Linked DNA regions of Mus musculus: region 2 is linked to region 1. Evidence: chromatin loops called from intact Hi-C (ENCODE). Cell type or tissue: left cerebral cortex. All regions are shown on one strand. Each heading gives the region's core, and the rest is flanking DNA. Links, peaks and the distances in the headings are about the cores only.

Region 1 (11,176 bases), core at 1,358-9,357:
AACCCAGGACCGCACTCATGCACTCTACCACAAAGCCTATCTCCAGCTCTCTTTTTACCTTTTGAGACAATGTGGTGGTTTGAATGAGTATGGCCCCCACAGGCTCATATAGTCCAATACTTGCTCCTTGAAATTGTTTGGGAAGGATTAGAGAGTATGGTCTTACTAGAGGAGGTGTGTCATGGAGGGCTAATCTTGAGATTTAGAAAGCTAAGGCTAAAGGCCTGTGTTACCAAGCACAGCTCTTTTCTAGGTTTTGTGAATTTTCCACATGGAAAAACTAAGGCACAGCTCACTGACCCAACCACATAGTGTGGGCTGGGATCCTATGCATGCCACCTCGCTGTCAGCTGACTGATAACCCAAGTCACTGAAGGTCCCTGGAAATCTTTTCTGATCCGAAAATGCAAGACCATCTGCTAGGAAGCCCTTGCAGTTTTGTCCCATAACCATCTGCCCACCTCATGTGTAACAGTTTCTCCCAAGACTGAAACATTCCATCCTGCTAGGAAGCTCCTTAAGCAGGAAGGAAAACAACTTTACAACCCTTTCAGGAAGTTCCAGAAACCAACAAGACTCACTAGGCCCCTCCTTGCCAGAATAAGCAACAAGATCTGAGAATTCCCCTCAGACAGAAGGAAGACTCAGACCTGTCCAGCTAGAAGTTGAAGCCAACTGAGCTGCAAGAAGAGATTTAGACCAGAGTCATTTGGAAAGGACACTCCCATCTTTTGAGCTCCCTGCAAGCTGTGCATACTCCAGGTTTCCCAGCTCTGTGAGTTGTCACCCCTGCTGAGGTGGTCCTTGATGATGCAGCTGTCTTCGAGTCATTGCTACTCCTGTAAATAACCCCCAATAAAACCTATTGGATCACCAAGTTGGATTTTGATGGTATCTATCTATACTTTAGTTCCCTGTCTCAGGTGAATAATGTGTGTTGTGTCTCACAGGAAAAGTTTTATCACACAACAACACTTCTGACCCGCTGTCTTGGGAAAGGGTAGTTACTTCAAGAATCACATCACACAGATTGATTCTAAGCCTGTTTACAGAGATAAGTGGGTGGGTCTTGGAGCACTTGGGTGAATTGAGACTAACAAAAGCCCCCAGTTAGATTAAGGGACACTGAGGGCAGAGAAAGGTTGCGAAAGATCCTAACTCACACATACACTCTGGGAACTAAGGAGTTAAAGAGGCATCCTTCTTTGTAGTTTGCCCAAAGCCTGCTAACCTAAAGTGCTCTCTACTCCAGCTATCAGCCCCAATCTGTCAGAGCAGCAGGGAGGTATACTTGTGACAGGACCTCTCCCCCCCAACACACACACCCCGATTCAGCTAAGTGTCTGGATGTACAGATGGGTGGAGCACTCCAAGACACTGATCAGCATTCGATGCACCACTTCTGCCAAGCCCCTAGTAACCATTCTCTGTCCAGCCCTAAGGGCCAACACTCTCCATATCCCTAACCTGTGCACTCAGCTTATCCTGCCCCCCTCATCCCCATCTCCATGGTTACCTGCCTGCTCCTCCCCCATCACAGGATTTAAGGTTAGTTACGCAGCCTTGAGTTGAGAGGCTCAGTGGAAGAGAGATAAATCCCATTCTGAAGACCAGCAGCTCCCCCCTTTATTCATTCTCAGGGTTGTACTACTCATTGCCTCTCTAACAACCAGCTCTCAAGTCTACCAACTACTTAGCCAGGATGCAAAATCAGTGATGTTACCTATATCGCCATTCTCCTTCCTTTCTCATATTAGCAACACAGCTTTGCTGTGCACCACAGGAAGGACCCAAAAGTCTCTGATCACCCAGTGGCCACTGCTAGCAAAACAAACGAAAGTGTCTCTATTGCTGGGGCCAACCAGGAAGCATCAGTGTAGGTAAACTTCCAAAAGTGCTATTATAGCAATGTGAACTCACACATAACCAGGTATATGCCAAAAGCTCAGCTGACTGTCATTCAAAAATGCATGTTAAGCCAGGTGTTGCTGTGTATGCACACCTGTGATTCCAGTCTCTCAGAAAGAAGGCTGAGGCAGGGGTTCAAATCCGCCCCCCCCCAAAAAAAAGCTGAGGAGAGGAAACTGCAGTTGGGATGTAATACATGAGAATAAACTAATAAAATACAGATGATGGGTTGGAGAGACAGTGATTTTCCAGAAAACCCAAGTTTGATTTCTAGCATCCACATGCCAACTCAAACCATTTGCAACTTCAGTTTCCAGGGAATCTGACACCCTCTTCTGGCCTCTGCAGTTGCTAGACACATACACAATGCACAGATATACATGCAGGCAAAACACTCATACGATAAAATAAAAATATTTTAAAGTGCATAGAGTCATAGAAATTAAAAATAGTTAACCCTGATTGGTGCCTAACTGCCAGGTGCTGCTCAATATGCTTTACAAAGTTCACCTGGCCTGACCCTAACAGCAAGCAAGCAAGATAGGAGCTATGTTAGCTCCATTTCACAGGTAAAGAAATGGAGGCACAGAAAGGCTAAGCCACTGGCCAGCCAGCAGATGGTAACACTTGAAAATGAATCAAGTCCACGTGGGTAGTGCTATACTGGCCTAGGAAGGAACAAATAAATAAAGGAAGCATTAAACCCAGAAAAGGAGAAATTGGAGCTACACGAAAAGGCAAGATAGTGCCATTCCAGAACTCCCAGGGGGCACCAATAAGTAAACAAAAAGAGAACTGTTTGCCACACAAAACCACATCTACTACAACAGGTCAGATGACCCCTCAGACAAGCTGAAAAGCAATCCGATGACTGTGTTAGGCCAGGTCCCTAGCCCTCTGCCTACCTGCCTAAGGCCAGACTCAGGCTTTTCCAACTTTAGTTTTCACAGGTGCAGAAGGTAGATTAGGTAGATGACCTCCAGATATCTTATTAGCCCTGAAAGACTGTAAACTTGGCTTTCTCAGAGACCCAGAGAGAGGTAGCCTGTTTTTTCTGTTTCCTGGTGTGTACTTGTATGTGTGTGGTTGGACTTTTTTGTTTGTTTTTTGTTTTGTTTTCATTCTCACTATGTAGCCCTGGCTGGTCTTGAACTCACTATGTAGGCCTGGCTGGTCTTGAACTCACAGAGAACTGCTGGGATTAGAGGCATGTGTGTCACCATGCCTGGCAAGTAGCCTGCTTTCAAACCCTATTTCATTCCCTTTTCCTAGGTAGAGCAAAGTAGCATTTACTGTTCTCAAAATTCATCTTCAGTTCTGAGGTCTGGAAAGAAGAAAATTCCTCGAGCCATGGAAGGGCTCAGCGGGTACAGTGCTCACTACCAAGCCTGAGAACATCATGAGTTTTATCCTTGGGACTCACATGGTAGGCAGCAGACTCTCCATAAGTTGTCCTCTGATCTCTCCTGACCTCCACATATGTGCTGTGGCACTCATGCCCCACCCCCCACCCCCGACATAATAAATGAATAAATGTAAATTTAAAACAATTTAAGTAGAAAATTCCCCAGGCCAGGCATCCCATGAGTTGCCTGTCAGAGATGGCTTGGTCCAAGATTCTGTCCTTTATTCTCTTTCTTTACACCCTCTTAGCTTTTCCAGCAGACAGATCTACAGACAACAGAAACTACCATCACACACACACACCCCAACCCCATCTCATTTCCCTGTGGATGTTTTGTCAGCTTGAGTCATGGTAAAGGTCTGTACCCCTGACAAGATGTAGACAGAGAACTACATTCACACTCTTGATGCATACCAGGACAATACCCAAGGACAGACAGCGGCAGTGACACACCACACACACATTTCCCAGGCCCTATGCACAGTCAGGCACCAGAAAGAGCACGGTAGAGCAGCTGGCTTAGATGAGGCTAATCAAAAGCAATTTGAGGAGGAGACCTTCTCAAATGACCATCAACTAACCATTTTCAGCCCTCACTACCCAAGGGTCAACAGGAGACTTTTCCTACAGTCAATAAGAAGACTCTACCCCAGAGTCTAGAGCCCCCTCCCTCAATCTACTTACCTCTGAGTCCCCATCAGTATTTGGAAAGATGCCACCCGAAGAAGACACAAGAATTCTCAAATCCCAATGACCCCAGACATCAAATTCAAAGGCTCCAATCTCCTTAGTTCCAAGGCAACAGAATCAAGTCCCGCAGAGGCCAGCGCTCACAGGCCGGCTCTCTGTGCTTCTGTGGTCCTCACTGCCCCGAAGCTGGCTGCACTTCCTACTCTTTCAGCCAGAGTTCTGCAGATGCATCCCAGCTCCAACCCTGCTCTGCCAGGAGCTCTGACGCCACCCTCCTCCTGGCTGGCCCAGTCCCCTCAGGCTCAGGAACAGTTGCAGCAACTAAGAGCCATGGAAGAGATGGAATCAAAACCCAGGAAGGCAAAGACAAAGAAGCCACTGACCCTGGACAGTGGTGCTTGCCGTGGTAGAGTCTTGTTCTACAGATTCAAGGGTCCAGTCCGAGGCTATGTGGCGGTGTTTCTTTAAGCATCAGGCCTCTTTTAAGGCAACTTCTCTCTGCAGTCAATTCCTGTTACTACTGGTCCTGCGGCAGAGAACAGGAACTCTCGGGCGCCATCTGGTGGCCAGAGTGGCACCTCAGCCACACAAGGTGTTCTAGATAGGCAGCCTCCAAGGACTTGGACTCAAATCTCAGCTTTCCACCAGGCTTTATCTAGGGCTGCAGGTAACCATTGTGAGCAAAGTCTGAGAAAGCCAGGAGAAACAAGAATAGAGTGGGCAGAATACTCTCCCGTCAGACAAACCTTCCAGGAACATTTTTTTAAGAGTAGTTTTTATTTTTACTTATGTATATGCTTAAGTATCTATGTGAAAGGGTGTGGTGTGTGTGTGTGTGCATGTGTGTGCTGGGAACTGAACCCAGGTCTGAAAGAGCAACAAGTGCCCTTAACTGATAAGTCATCTCCCGGCCCCTCCAGTAACATAGTTTTTGTTTTTGTTTGTTTGGGTTTTTTGTTTGTTTGTTTGTTTGTTTGTATTTGTTTTTTGAGCTAGGATTCCTTTGAGTATCCTTGGCTATCCTGGCACTCACTCTATAGACCAGGGTAGCCTTGAACTCACAGAGATCTGCCTGCCTCTGTCTCCCAAGTGTGTCACCCAAGTCCAGTCTCCTCCAGTAACATCTTCAATGAAGAGATTTCCATACCTCCCTGCTTGCCAGCTACCGGAGCCTGAGATGCAGCTGAACATAACCTTGTCCTCTCAGTACAAGACAGTGGTTCTTAACTGGGAATTGAGTAACTGCCACTGAAAGGTGTAGCTGTCACTGTCATACCAAAGAGGGTTTTGTTGTTACCGTTCTTGTTTTCTTTGGTTTTTGAGACAGGGTTTCTCTGTGTAACAGCCCTGGTTGTCCTAGAACTCACTTTGTAAACCAATCTGGCCTCTAAATCTGAGAGATCTCCTTGCCTCTGCTCGTGGCTCAGATCCTAACGGAGGGGGAAGTGAAGAAGAACGAGACAGGTAGCAAATCAGTAAAAGTGGTCAAGGATCTGTTGGTTTGAGCGGCCCCAGGCTCATTAGGCTGATGCCATACACCTGATGCTCTCACGGAAGTCTCCCTGCATCTCAAAGCCACAGACAGCATGCTGTAAGAGAATTCGCACATACCATTTCCCCTTTTATAAGGCTCACTTACAGCAGTATCTGGAGAAAGGCACATTTTTCTCCACCACCACCCCATCTCTCTTTTCAGCAACATTAGGGACCAAACCCTGGATCTTGGGCATGCTAAGCAGGTGTTCTTCCACTGAGCTATACAACCCTAACACCCATTATTATTTTTCATAACCTGTCAGGCCCTGTGGCCTGTCCTGCATACCCCTTTGGATCACTTCACATGCACACACACACACACACACACACACACACACACACACACACCACTTCCTGCTCCTTCCTGCAGTTGCCTGTACTTAATCTTTTTTTTTTTTAAAGAATGAAAGATTTATTTATTTTATGTATTATGACTACACTGTAGCTGTCTTCAGGCACACCAGAAGAGGGCATCCGATCCCATTACAGATGGTTGTGAGCTACCATATGGTTGCTGGGATTTGAACTCAGGACCTCTGCAAGAGCAGCCAGTGCTCTTAACCAGTGAGCCATTTCTCCAGCCCCTTGCCTGGACTTCTTGCACAGGTTGATATAGCTGGTGTGCTAGGGTTTTACTGCTGTCAACAGACACCATGACCAAGGCAACACTTATAAGGACAACATTTAATTGAGGTTGGCGTATAGGTTCAGAGGTTCAGTCCATAATCATCAAGGCAGGAGCATAACAGCATCCAGGTAGGAATGGTTCAGGAGAAGCTGAGAGTTCTACATCTTCATCTGAAGGCTGCTAGCAGAATACTCGCTTCCAGGCAGCTAGGATGAGGGTCTGATAGCCCACACCCACAGTGACACACCTATTCCACAGGGCCACACCTTCTAATCCTGCCACTCCCTGAGCCACGCAAATACAAACCATCACAGCTGGTTAAAATGTTCCGTCCGAAGCGCAGTAGAGTTGGCTTAATGCTTAAGAACACTTGTTGCGGGCTGGAGAGATGGCTCAGTGGGTAAGAGCACTCCACTGCTCTTCCGAAGGTCTAAAGTTCAAATCCCAGCAACCACATGGTGGCTCACAACCATCTGTAATGAGATCTGACGCCCCATTCTGGAGTGTCTGAAGTCGTCAGCTACAGTGTACTTAAATATAATAAAAATAAATAAATCTTAAAAAAGAAAGAACACTTGTTGCTCTTGCAGAGGGCCTGGCTTCAGTTCCTAGCACACACATGCTGGTTTACAAATATCTGACCCATGGGATCTGATATCCCCTCTTCTGACCTCTGTGGCACCAAGCAGACAAACATACAGGCAAAACACCCATACACATAAAATAAAATACATCTTTAAATAAAGTTAAAGAAAATGTCCTGTCCCTATCCTGGCATGGTGGTACATATCCACTATTGCTTCATATGAGAGGCTGAAACCAGAAGACCATAATAAGCACAAGGCCAGTCTGACTGACATAAGACCCTGTCTCAGGAAAACAAACCCCAACACTGCTCCTCCACTCTGCCTGAGCATCTCCTACTTACATTATGGTGTTAAACTGAAATACCACTGTTTCCAAGGGGCTTTTCCTAACAACTGAGCCAGAGAGACCTGCTTCTCTCTCTCCAATTCTTTAGTGCTCTTAAAAAAAAACATTCAGAGCCTGGAGAGACGGTTCAGACGTTAAGAGCACTGGCTGTTCTTCCAGAGGACCCAGATTTGGCATCCAGCACCCACATGGTGGCTCACCATCATCTGTAACTCCAGTTCCAAAGGATCCAGCACCCTCTTCTGGCCTCCAGGCGCACCAGGCACACATGGTATCAAGACATAACACAGGCATAACTCCCATATGCATAAAATAAAGACTTTTTTTTTTTAATTAAGACCATTCGGGGCTATCTCTTGCTAGACAGTGAGTTCTCTTTTCAGCAAACCCTAGCATGTTGTGCAAATGATGGACCGAACGAATGAATGGTTCCTGGCTACTAAGAACCTGGAATTAAGCAGTATAGATATTTAGCTATCTGGGTTCCAGCAACTGGAAATAGATTGTCTGGGCTTGATGGTTGACATGTGGCCACATCCTTTGAAATGACTCCAGGGGAACCTAAAATCAGATTTGGGGCAGGACAATAGCTGCTCTAATTATTCTCTCACTGCTCACACGAAGCCCCAACTAAGAACTCCCCAATGCACAGCCTCCCTTGCTAAGCAGCCAACATCCTATGCTGTACTCTTTTTCACCCAATCAGGTTCCAACATAGAAATAAAATAGAAACCTAGAAAAGATTCAGCCCACTAAGGGAATTTCCGTTTCTGAAGCCGTAGCCCGGAGTCCTTCTCCTAGACCTGTCCCAAATTTGCAAGGCAATTTGGTTTTGGAATAGGGAAGTGAACTGTTGCTTTCATGGAAGAACACAGCCTCTGGAGGCAGCCCGCTTGGCCTGAAACCTCTACTCTCTGTAGGGTGGAAACCCTGGGAATCTGTGAAAGAAGATTCAGGTTGCTAGGGTGATGTTGACCGCTTTGCCCCGGCCAGAGCCGGAAGCCTCCCAGAGTTGACTTGATAATGTACTCATATCTCTTGAAGCCCTCTAACCAGGAGGACTGGAGACCTGCTTTTCATTTCTATAATGGGAGAAGTTGTGGAAGCTGCTTCTGGCCTCCTGCCCACTCAAGGACCTCGTTTAAGAGGGTCTACAGGCAGTCTGATTAACAGTGGGAGGACTGGGCTAAGGAAACCTTCTGTAATGCTGTGTTCCTGGATCCCCAGGGACTGTTGAGTGAACTATAAAGTCCCAGAGAATGCAGGACTCACCTGGTCTGTTGGGCTCTGCAAGGTTTCATTTATTGAGCCTTTACCACAGAAAATCACCTGAGGCTATCAGGATCCATATTCCAGGAGTGTGTACGTGTGTCTGTCTATTTTCTGATAGTCTGACTGTCTGGGTGTTACAAAGGTTGGTACCAGGATTTCATGCATACTAAGTAGGTAAGCACTCTTGCTGAGCTACATCCCCACTCCCCACAAGGGTTTAATCCCAGGTTCTTGCCAGTTTCTCCCCTGCTACCTAGTAAGGCTGTTCTGGTGTATTTAACTCACTTTAGGTCCTATATTTCCTCTCCAGTGTTTGGTTTGAATATGATCTGTGCCCTCTGTACTCATGCAAAAGTCTAATTTGTAAAGTTATATGTTAATAGTATTAAGAGGATAGAGATTTGGGTCCTCTGCAAGGGCAATACACACTCTTTAACAATTGAGCCATCTCTTCAGCCCCAAGTTTTGTTCCCAGCACCTGCACGTGAAAGCCCAAACAGCCTGTAACTCCAGCTCCAGGGAACTTGACACCCTCTTCTAGCCATCTTAGACACCACACACACACACACACACACACACACACACACAGAGAGAGAGAGAGAGAGAGAGAGAGAGACAGAGAGAGAGAGAGAGAGACAGAGAGAGACAGAGAGAGAGAGACAGAGAGAGACAGAGAGACAGAGACAGACAGAGACAGAGAGAGACAGAGAGAGACAGAGACAGAGAGAAACAGAGATACATATATAAATTCTCTTTTAAAGGAGGGTAGAAACGTAATCTGCATATGGCCTTTTGAACTGGGGACTTTGATTTGTCTTATTGTTTGTTTGCAGTGTTGGGAAATGAACCCAGGAACTTCACACTCCTTCTGCCAAGAAGTCCAAAAGAGAGAACCTTGGCGAATAACTAGGCCATTAAAGGAGAGCTTCATGATTGAATCCCAGTGGCTTTATAAAGAGGGAGAGAGAGTAGGGGGAGAGAGATGCACATGAGCTCTGCCATGAACCTGGCCCATGCTGTTTGGACTTCCGACCTCCAAAGCTGAGAGGCAACTAAACCTCTTCTTTATAAAGTAGTCTGCCTCCAGAACTTTATTATAGTAATGGAAGTCCAATGAGAAGAGTGGAATAATAATGTCACAATTACAAATATGTACGTTTATTGTGCCAGTGATGTGGTAAACAGTTTATGTGTGCAAAGACATTCAGCTACCATAGTAGCCCAAGGACTCTCCAGAATTCATACCCCTGTTCCTCACTTCTTTCTCACATGCCTGCACATGTCTCTCTTCAGCAGGAGGGAGAGAACATTAAACTGTGCATACCCTGGAACTGAAGGCTGGAAAAGTTATTCACTATCTGTTCAGCTATTCTAAAACCCTACACAAGACAGGGTTTCTAGATGCTGAAGAGATGGCTCAGGAGTTAAGGGCACTGCCTGCTCTTTCATGGGATCTAGGTTCAACTCCAAACACCAACATGACATTACACAACTTAACTTCAGTTTCAGGAGATCTGATGCCTTCTTCTAGCTTTGGAGGGCACTGCACACACATGGTGCACAGACATACACGCAGACAAAACACTCATACACATAAAAAATAATACTATTTTAAATGCAGTGTTTATTTGCCCAATATTTTTGTGATTATAGGTTTGAAACATGCCTGAGATTCTAAAGATGCCACACAATACCTGGTGGATCCAGAGAGTAGCCTGGACAGTATGTTTTGGGATAGGTGGTCACCATTTCCAACTGAGCTAATAACCAAATACTTCCTGTTTTAGGGTTTCTATGGCTGCAATCAAACCCCACGACCGAAGCAAGTTGGAGAGGAAAGGTCTTACTTGGTTGATACTTTCACATCATAGTTCATCACTGAAGGAAGCCAGAACAGGGACGTAAACAGGGCAGGGACCTGGAGGCGGAGGCTGATGTAGAGGCCACACTCACATACATGGCTTGCAGAGCCTGCCTCCTTACAGAATCCAGGGCCATCAGCACATGGATGGCAGCGCCCACAATGGCTGTGCCTCCCCTGTCAATCACTAATTAAGAAAATGCCTTACAGCCAGATCTAATGGAGGCATTTTCTCAATTGAGGTTCCTTCCTTTCAGACAATTCTAGTTTGTGTTAAGTTGGCACAAACTATCCAACACACCTTCTAAAGGAAGTAGCATTTGCATTAAGACCTGGAACGACAACTACTGTTTCCCTGGCACAAATAAAGGAGTGGAGAGGCAAGGCATTCTGGGAGAGAAGAACAAGTGCAGAGGCAAAAATGAAGGAGGAGAGCAGACGTGGAGGGTACATGCCTATCGTCCCAGACACCTGGGAGACTGAGGCAGGGATCACTTGTGGTCAGAGTTAAACCAGTTTGGGCAACACAGTGAGACACTGCCTTTAAAAAAAAAAAAAAAAAAAAAAAAAGATGGAGCTGGGAAGTGGTGGTGCACACCTTTAAACCCAGCACTTGGGAGGCAGAGGCAGGTGGATCTCTGAGTTCGAGGCCAGCCTGGTCTACAGACTGAGTTCCAAGACAGCCAGAGCTACACAGAGAAACCTTGTGTCGGGGGAAAAAAAAAGATGGGAGGAAGGCTGTGGGTATAGCTCACTTGGTGAAGTACAAGCTACACACACAGAAAACCCTGGGTTTGAGTCCTAGCACCACAGAAAAACAAGTATGGTGGTATACACCTGTAATCCCAGCACTTGGTGGGTAAAGGCAGGAAGATTAGAAGGTCAAGTTAATCCTGTTACATAGAAAGTTGGAGGTGAGCCTGAGATGTAGACAGACAAGGGG
Region 2 (8,000 bases), core at 1-8,000, 53 kb before region 1:
TTTAAAGGGCACTTTCACCGGTGTGTGTGTGTGTGTGTGTGTGTGGTGTGTGTGTGTGTGTGTGTGGTGTGTGTGTGTGTGTGTGTGTGTTTTAATACATACCCAGCTCCTTTTTCTCTTGAGAAAGTGCTTCATGTAACTCACGCTGGCCTCAAACAGCTACATAGCCAAGACTGGCTTTGAACTCCTGATCCTTCTGCCTCCATGATCGCAAGTGATGGGGTTCTAGGTGTACACCGGTAAACCCAGCACCCGACAAGTTTTCATTGACTTGTTATGGGAAAAATATATGCAGTGCCCAGGGCAAGCACTAAATAAACAACAGCGCTATTATCAGTGCAACCTCAACTGTGTCCTTGGCACAGAATGCCCTCAAGCATCCCCTGGGTCGTATACTACAAAAACAGGTGAGAAAGGCTAGGCTGATTCCGTGACAGGCTTCATATCGGCAGTTAAGGAGACTAAGCCTAAATTTCTGATTCCAAAAACTGGCAATTCCAGGCAAGTCCAGGCCTCAGAAGCCTCCTCTCCACCTGGCCTGAGGCAAGGACACTGCTGGGTCAGCAGCAGTTTCCAGACTTCCTCAGCTACTTCCTCAGTAACAGTTCCAGACCTCTCCAGCAACATTCCAGCCCCCACACCCCAGTGTCCTTAGAGATGGGCCCAACAGATTGACATAGAGGTCACCTGCCCTGGAATTCCCTAAGGTGCTTTAACTCAGGCCTGCATCTCACTTGGGTGCCTCTCTGTTCTGGTGATGGGAGACCCCAGCGTGCTGGACTTCTGCAGAATAAAGCACTCTTTGCATTTCAGTCCAGGGTGTCATTCTTCCATGAATCACAGACCCTTACACACAGTTTTGGTGGACCTGACGAGCATCTTATCAGCTGTCACAGCACCTTCTGTAAGTTGCAGTAATCACACTCTGACAAGTAGCCTCAGCATGGAGGAAGGCATCAAAGACCTCTGGGGTTCACATGCTGAGTTTTTAAGACTTAAGTTCTCGACTTCACACACGATGGAAGCTCCTGGTGACCAGCTCCCACCCCAGAGATCTGAACTGAGTTCATGTAGGTCACACCAGGGCTATTAACACTCCCCCAACCCTGTGCAATTCCACATCTGAGAAATGCAGAAATCTACCAATTTAAGATAAGAACTCAGTTCAAAGCCTAACGGAGCTCAGACTCTGAAGCAGCCCTACAACACAGTCAGCAGCAAGCCATCACCTCCCTAAGCACTGGAAAGGTTGCTGGCAAGAAACAGGGCTTGCTGGAACTCTTAGGGGATCCAGAGTTTGCCTGGGGATAGAGAAGAAGGCAGGGTACAGGAAGAGCTTTGTTTTCTTCTGATCTGATTGTATACAGTGAACAGGCAAGGAGCATAGCTAGCCCATGGCTCCTTCACCCAGGTCCCTTGAGTCAGCATACAGCAATTATCTATAGCATAGTATGGCTCCTTTACCTTCATCCAACCACTAAGTCAGCACAGGGACAGCTGGTCACCTGGACAATGGCATGTGGCAGCTCACTGCTTGGTGTGTGGCTAATGTCACTGGGAGTTCTCCATTCTGGCTCCACCCCCACAGCTGGGAACAGACTCAAGGCCCTCTGTGGGAGTGCAGCAGGACCTCTTTGGTTGCCATGGAGATGGGGATCTGATCATCCACCTCCAGGATTCCTCTGAGAAGGGAGGCACAGACCATGGTCGACTGGAGAAGGCCGGGGCTCCCAAGTCGGAGACAAAAGAAATCTCATTTCTTGATATAAGGGCAGAAGTGTGCCGACTTGCTCAGGGTAGAAAAGGGGACATCTTCACCAGTTTCCAGGCTCTGGGGTTGGACAGAAATGCTGACTGGGATCGGCATCACTTCCAGTGTACACAGCAACCCTACAGCCAGGAGCTCATTCCATCCTTGAAAGTTAGGCAGGCTGTCAAGAGTACTACTGCTCACTGCATTATCTACCCCTTTGTACATAAATGGGGCACAAACTGAGGCTCAAAGAAATTCCACCTGTCAACCAGGGCCATCAGGTAATAAAACAACTGAGCCCAACTTAAAGCCTGCTCTTTGAACCAAGTCTGATTTCTTTTTATGCTCTGATATAATTTTCTCCTTAGGCAAACTAAAATTCCCAAATTCTCTGAACCATACCTGTGTCTCTGTGTATGTACTCACGTGTACCTCTACCCTTCTCCACCTTATTCCCTTAAGACAGGGTCTCTCACTGAAACTGGAGCTAACCATTTTTCTGCTAGACTGTCCACAAAGTCCTTGAGATTCTCCTGTCTCTAATCCCCAGCCCCACCGCTGCCATGCTAGGGTTACAGGGGTGTGCAGGGACTCCTGGCTTTTTAGAGGTGCTAGGGGTCAAACTCAGTTCCTCAGGCTTATGTGTCAAGTACTCTTACCCCACCGAGCCATCTCAGTTCCTATATCCCTTTTGTAGAGGCAGGATCTCATGATATAGCCCAAACTGGCCTTGATTTTATGATCATCCTGCTCCTGCCTGCTGAGTGCTGAGATTCTAGGCATGTACCATCACACCTGACCAAGACAAAGGAAAACAACTACCCTACTTACTCTGTAGGAAAGGCAGTTATTGTAAATGAGCTAAATACCTAATAAAAAATGGAAAAAAAAAAAAAAAAAAAAAAAAAAAAAAAAAAAAAAAAAAAAGGAAAGGCAGTTATATGTGCACTGAACATGTAAGACAGACACTACCAAACCAACATATGTCCTTCCATCCATAATGAAGGGGAGACTTATTGTATGTGTGAATAATCTAGCCAGTCAAGAAATACCTCCTAAGATATCACAGGCCAGATGCAGGGGCAGGAGCTGACCCCCAGTTCCATGACTGGAGCCTATCACTTGCTTAATGAGACTGAGGCCAAGCCAGGGCTTTGAAAGGCCAGGTTCTAGTTCTATGTTTTCTGCAAGTTGTTCGTTCTCTTGGCACCTCCACTTCTTCATCTGTCACTGGGGTGTTTATTATATCCTGGAGAACAATGAGAGACACTCGATAAGGAGGACATTTCCCAGACAATAAATCACTTGGTCAACGAGACCAAAGTAACAACAATAAACGGTCTGTGTACAGTGTTGTTGGTCTGCTTCCATTGGCACGTTCTGAATGGTATGTTCTGGTTTGTCCACTAGGTGGCAGGAGACTAGAGGGCAAAGATGGCTTTGGTCTGCAAGCCGTTACTCAGGCACGGAGAACAGAATTCACATAGCACATGTACAGGAAAGCTGCTGGCTGGCTGGCTGACTGACACCGGTCCCTAAGACGCTTTCTAAGCTCTCCTCAGAACAACTGATTTGGCTATTTAAGGTGTAGGGTCCAGGAGGTTGCTCTGACCAATCTTCAGAAATTCTAACCTTTGTCAGAGCTAACATCCCTCAGGACCATCCTGGGGGTGATAACAAGTAAGGAACCTGGACTGGGTTCATTTAAGGCTCCTTTCTGTCTTTCCTTGTCCTCAGTAGGAAATGTTCAGCCACAAAGCCACAAAAGGGGGAGCAGCCAGGAGGTCTGACAGGGATGACCATCATGATAATGATCTTCAAATCCAAAGGCTCTTATCACCTGCCTGCAATGGCCTCCTCAGAGCCCTCTCCCATAAATGCCTTTATGAGTCCTTAGGGTATTCATGAAACATTAAATGATTTTCAATCCAGTGCTGAGAAGCAGTAAGGGGCAGGCAGCTCAGAGAAAAGTATCGTGAGGCTTAGAGGAGTCAGTGAGAGATCCAGAGTGATGCTATGGGTTGGCAGCCACCAGTTCCAGAATCCCCAAGGGCATATGGCTCCCCACTTCCATACTACCCTACAGAAGTGGACAAAGGCACTCCCAACTTGTACACTCCTGCACACCTCACACAACCCAGGCACTCTACTCAATGTGGCTGGGAGACCTCACTCTATCTATGGCATTCCGTCCCAGCTGCTGGCTCTCCATCCAGAGCCCCCCCCCCCCAAACCTTAAAAGAACTCCACCGTTGAAGCTGAGGATGTGGCTCAGTGGCAGAACATATGCCTAGCATACATGAACACCTGGATTCAGTTACCAGCACTTCAGAAAGCTTTTTTTTTTTTTTTTTTTTACTAGCAGAACTAAAAGAGGTCCCCATGCCCTCTTTCGGCTACAGAACAGCAGTGATTTTACTGCTTCAAAGAGAACTCATTAAAATTTACAACAGTATTACTTTCTGGGGCTATAGAGGCAAAGCCAGGTGAAATCTGAGCCCAGGAACAGCCAAGCCCATCTCCTTATGCACAAGTGGACACACATGGGTTCCCCACCCACCTCTAACATCCACTACTCTGGTCAGCTCCAGCATAAGTGAGCACTTGCCAGCAACCATAGCCATCACCTTGGGGCAGGTGGCTGTGGTTGAGGCTGTGGCCTGGATCTGTGGATTCCTCAACAGTGTAATGGAATGATAATTTCATTGTGAGTATTCCATGAGACAATGGCAGTAAGAAAGCTCAGCCCAGTGGCACACACTCACATGCCAGGACCACCCTGGCCACAAGGCAAGCTTGGGGGCCTTCTTCCTTCTCACAGGTGTCATGTTGGACATGACGTCCAGCACTCAACAATATCCCGTTCTCCTCTCCTTCTGGATCCACCAAGGTCCACCCTATCCAGCTGTTCTGCAGTTGGACGAGGCCTTGTGAGCACTTCTGGCCACCAAAGTTTAAGTGGACATTAGACAGAGAGGCAGAGAGAAACCATGTACAATCACTCTTCCTCATCCACTGAGGCCGTGGGCCTTGGAGGCCATAGCGCCATCCAGGATGGTCCCCAACTAACCTGCTTACCTGCAATGGACCTGTAAGCAAGAGGCAGCCTTGCCTGTGGTAAGTCAGGGCTTCAAGGGTTAGCCTGGTCCTATAACATAACCAAGAACACTAACAGAGGAATCCAGCTCTTCTATGTGATCATCTGGCCAATCCCAGGCTCACAGATGCCACGCCCATACTTTCCTTCTTCCTATGCCAGCTCACAGACACCCTCCTGCTGGTAAAACAAGAAACTCAACACGTTGTTCTGGGAATCTGGAACGTCGTCCTTCAGAAGGTGCTGGTTCCAGGAGCCCTCAAATCTTGAGTTTGCTTTGTTTGTTTTGTTGCGATGGGATTTACATAGATCAGGCTACCCAGAAGCTATGTAGCCCTGGCTGGCCTTGAACTCTCTGATTCTCATGCCTCAGCTGCACAGGCCAGGCCCTCCACGTGGCTATGACTCTCCTGCTCTCTACCATTACCCCCAAGGCCAGGTCCACAGCCCCAGCACCAAGTAAAATCCAAGGATAGCCCATATGAAGGGAGTCCACAAGAACATTATTACAAGACCCAAAAGGTGGGAGCAACACAAGGTCCCCAGGAGTGAAGGGATAAACAAACGTGGCACCTATAAGCAATGGAGTATCTTCCACATCAAGATGCAAAGAAATTCAAGCCCATGGTATAGTCCTAATGAACCCTGAGGATATTATGCTATATGAAATAAGCTGGTCACAAAAATAAATAAGTGTGGTACCCCATTGTAGAAATGAAAGTATAAACAGGAGTTGCTGGGGCTGGGAGAGGGAGTGGGTGTTGCTGACGAGTGGGGCAATATCACTGCAGAATGAGAAGAGCCTGGGACAGTCACACACGGTGGTCATACAATCATGAATGTATTTAAGCCCACAGAACTGTGCACTTAAAATAACGGCAAATTTAAAGGGCATATACATGTATATCATACTACCGAAAAAGTAAAATACTTTTTTATTTCAAAGACATGGTCTCACTATTATAACTCTGGCTAGCTTGGAACTTACAGAGTTCCTCTTGCCTCTCAAGTGATGGGATTAAAGGTGTGTACTACCATGCCTGAATAAAACATATTTATTTTACAAAAGAAAATGGAGAGGGATCAATACCAGGGATAAGAACCCTTGCAAGGGAATAGTCAGCTTTGTGCTTAATAACAGTTGCGGCTCTTTCAAAGGACCCAAGTTTGAGTCTAGTACCCACATCAGGGCTCATAACCATCTATAACTCCAGTTCCAGGGGCTATGCGATGCCTTCGTTTGGCCTTTACAGGCACTGCATGCACACATTGCACTTAACATACAGACAAAATTCTAAAAATCTTAAAAAAAAAAAAAAAAAGAGGTACCAGAGCAAGGTGGCTGATACAGACCCTGGTGTCCCTCTCCAGTTGCAAAGGTAGGTTTGATTAGCTGACTGCATCCTGCTTTGTGATCAACATCCTGGCACAAGACATCCTGGCTCAGTTCTAAGCAGAGCTACCAGGCATTTGTGGGGTCTAATTCCAGTGTTTCCTCTCCCATCAGGCAGCACCTAGGCTCCCACTCCAGAGCTCAGTCTATCTCCACAGAATGATGTCAGTGGGCAGTGTCTCTGGGAGGATGGTGAACGGTCCAGGGGTCATGGCAAGGAAGAGGACTTCCCCATGACATCAGTTGCCCTGGTGAGGAGCCTTACCTCCCTCTCTCTCGCTCTCTTTCTCGCTCTCTCTAATTTATTTATTTATTTATATGAGTACAGTGTAGCTGTCTTCAGACGCACACCAGAAGAGGGCATCAGATCTCATTACAGATGGTTGTGAGCCACCATGTGGTTGCTGGGAATTGAACTCAGGACCTCTGGAAGAGCAGTCAGTGCTCTTAACCACTGAGCCATCTCTCCAGCCCCAAGCCTCACCTCTATTATAAGCACCTAAGTCCCCACTCAGCCTGGAGAGGCTTATCCTTTCACCTGGCAGTAAGATATCCCAGCCTCATCACCAGAGAATAGCAGCCTCCATCAGGAACCAACCACAAGGCCAGACATGAGGAGTCAGATGTCTCTGCTTGGCTGCCACAGCAAGGATAGCTGCAGAGAACAGGCTGGATACGAGAGGCCAAGAGACAATGGACACCAGGCCTCCAGGCTAGTGGGCCTGCCTTGCTCTAGGGAGATCAGTTGGGTTACAGGGTCAGCTAGCTCTGTTCCAAATAGAGCTAGAACTGTCCCCTCCGTGCCTGGATATGAAGACAATGGCAGACACTGTTTGCACACAAACTTCGGCCTGGCTGATAATGAAAATCACATTTCACACTCGGGACAGATGGGCAGGTAAATGATACATCCCAGTCTCTCAGGAGAAAAAAAAAAAGTGAAGGTGGGATTCTGAATGGAAGGCCAGAGGAGGCCTACAGTGCCCAGACTCCCAGGCTTCCTGAATTCATCATTAGCTGTGTGACTTGGGCAAACTGCTTAACCTCTGTGTTTATAAAATAAGGGAAGAGCAGCACGCAGGCTCTCATAGAGCTCTTGTGGCCGCCAAGAGAGTGAGTTTAGGTAAAACCTGGCATGTAAACAAGTGATGGTGCTGGCTGTTATTATCAGCACTGAAGTTATTGTTCTGATTTCTTACTGTCTTGGCCTTGGGAAAGAGCCTAAGAAGGCCAGCTACATGCTGTGTGGGTAGCGCATACACTGCCAACTATAACAGAGGCACAACAGGACAGACCTCACACATGGTAGCTGTGCTCCCCGATCTGACAGCCCGCTCCCTCTGTGGCTGCCACTCATCCTCAGCCCCAGATCTGGACTCCTTCCTGAGAGCCCAGGGCCCTTCCACAGACTTAGGCAAGCTGCATAGGCATGTGGTCCATGCAAGCCCACCCCCACCAGGAAACAACCACTCAAGGAGGGAAAAGAGGAGGGGTGGGAAGTGCACAGACAGTAGCTTCCCTAACCCCACACTCCTGCAAAAGCACAAAGTACAGCCACCAACACGCACAGCTCACAGCACTGTCCCCAGCTGTCCCTCCAGAACTGGTAGGTTAACGTGTGCTCACTCCTTCCCTCTGCCTCTCCTGGGTTGGGGGAGGTCACATGAGCTGACTCACAGTCATCCTTCTGGAAGGGAAGAGTCAGCAGAACATTTGGTAAGAAGAACTCAAGCTCTGGAACTAGACTGCCTGGCTTG

What was found. A loop is a pair of places that touch in the nucleus more often than their neighbours do. Peaks named below come from ENCODE experiments on the same cell type or tissue, not always from the same donor. Only the 100,000 strongest peaks of a DNase experiment are listed, where the experiment ranks them.
Region 2: a loop joins it to region 1, with 2.4 times the contacts of the local background. A loop is called at or near these places in 24 of 42 quality-filtered maps.

Annotation. Positions count from the first base shown.
Region 1 is chr11:76,573,510-76,584,685 of GRCm38, forward strand. It overlaps a transcript of Abr not described here. Among named protein-coding and RNA genes, the nearest start is that of Abr, 7.7 kb to the left of the region's middle. In left cerebral cortex, for the core only: a CTCF peak has its summit at 4,565 (motif pointing left); DNase peaks (open chromatin) are centred at 4,291 and 4,553; H3K27ac peaks cover 747 bases.
Region 2 is chr11:76,521,964-76,529,963 of GRCm38, forward strand. All of the region lies in intron 1 of Abr (active BCR-related gene), which reads right to left. Among named protein-coding and RNA genes, the nearest start is that of Abr, 45 kb to the right of the region's middle. In left cerebral cortex, for the core only: a CTCF peak has its summit at 3,159 (motif pointing right); DNase peaks (open chromatin) are centred at 1,600, 3,190 and 7,934; H3K27ac peaks cover 3,217 bases.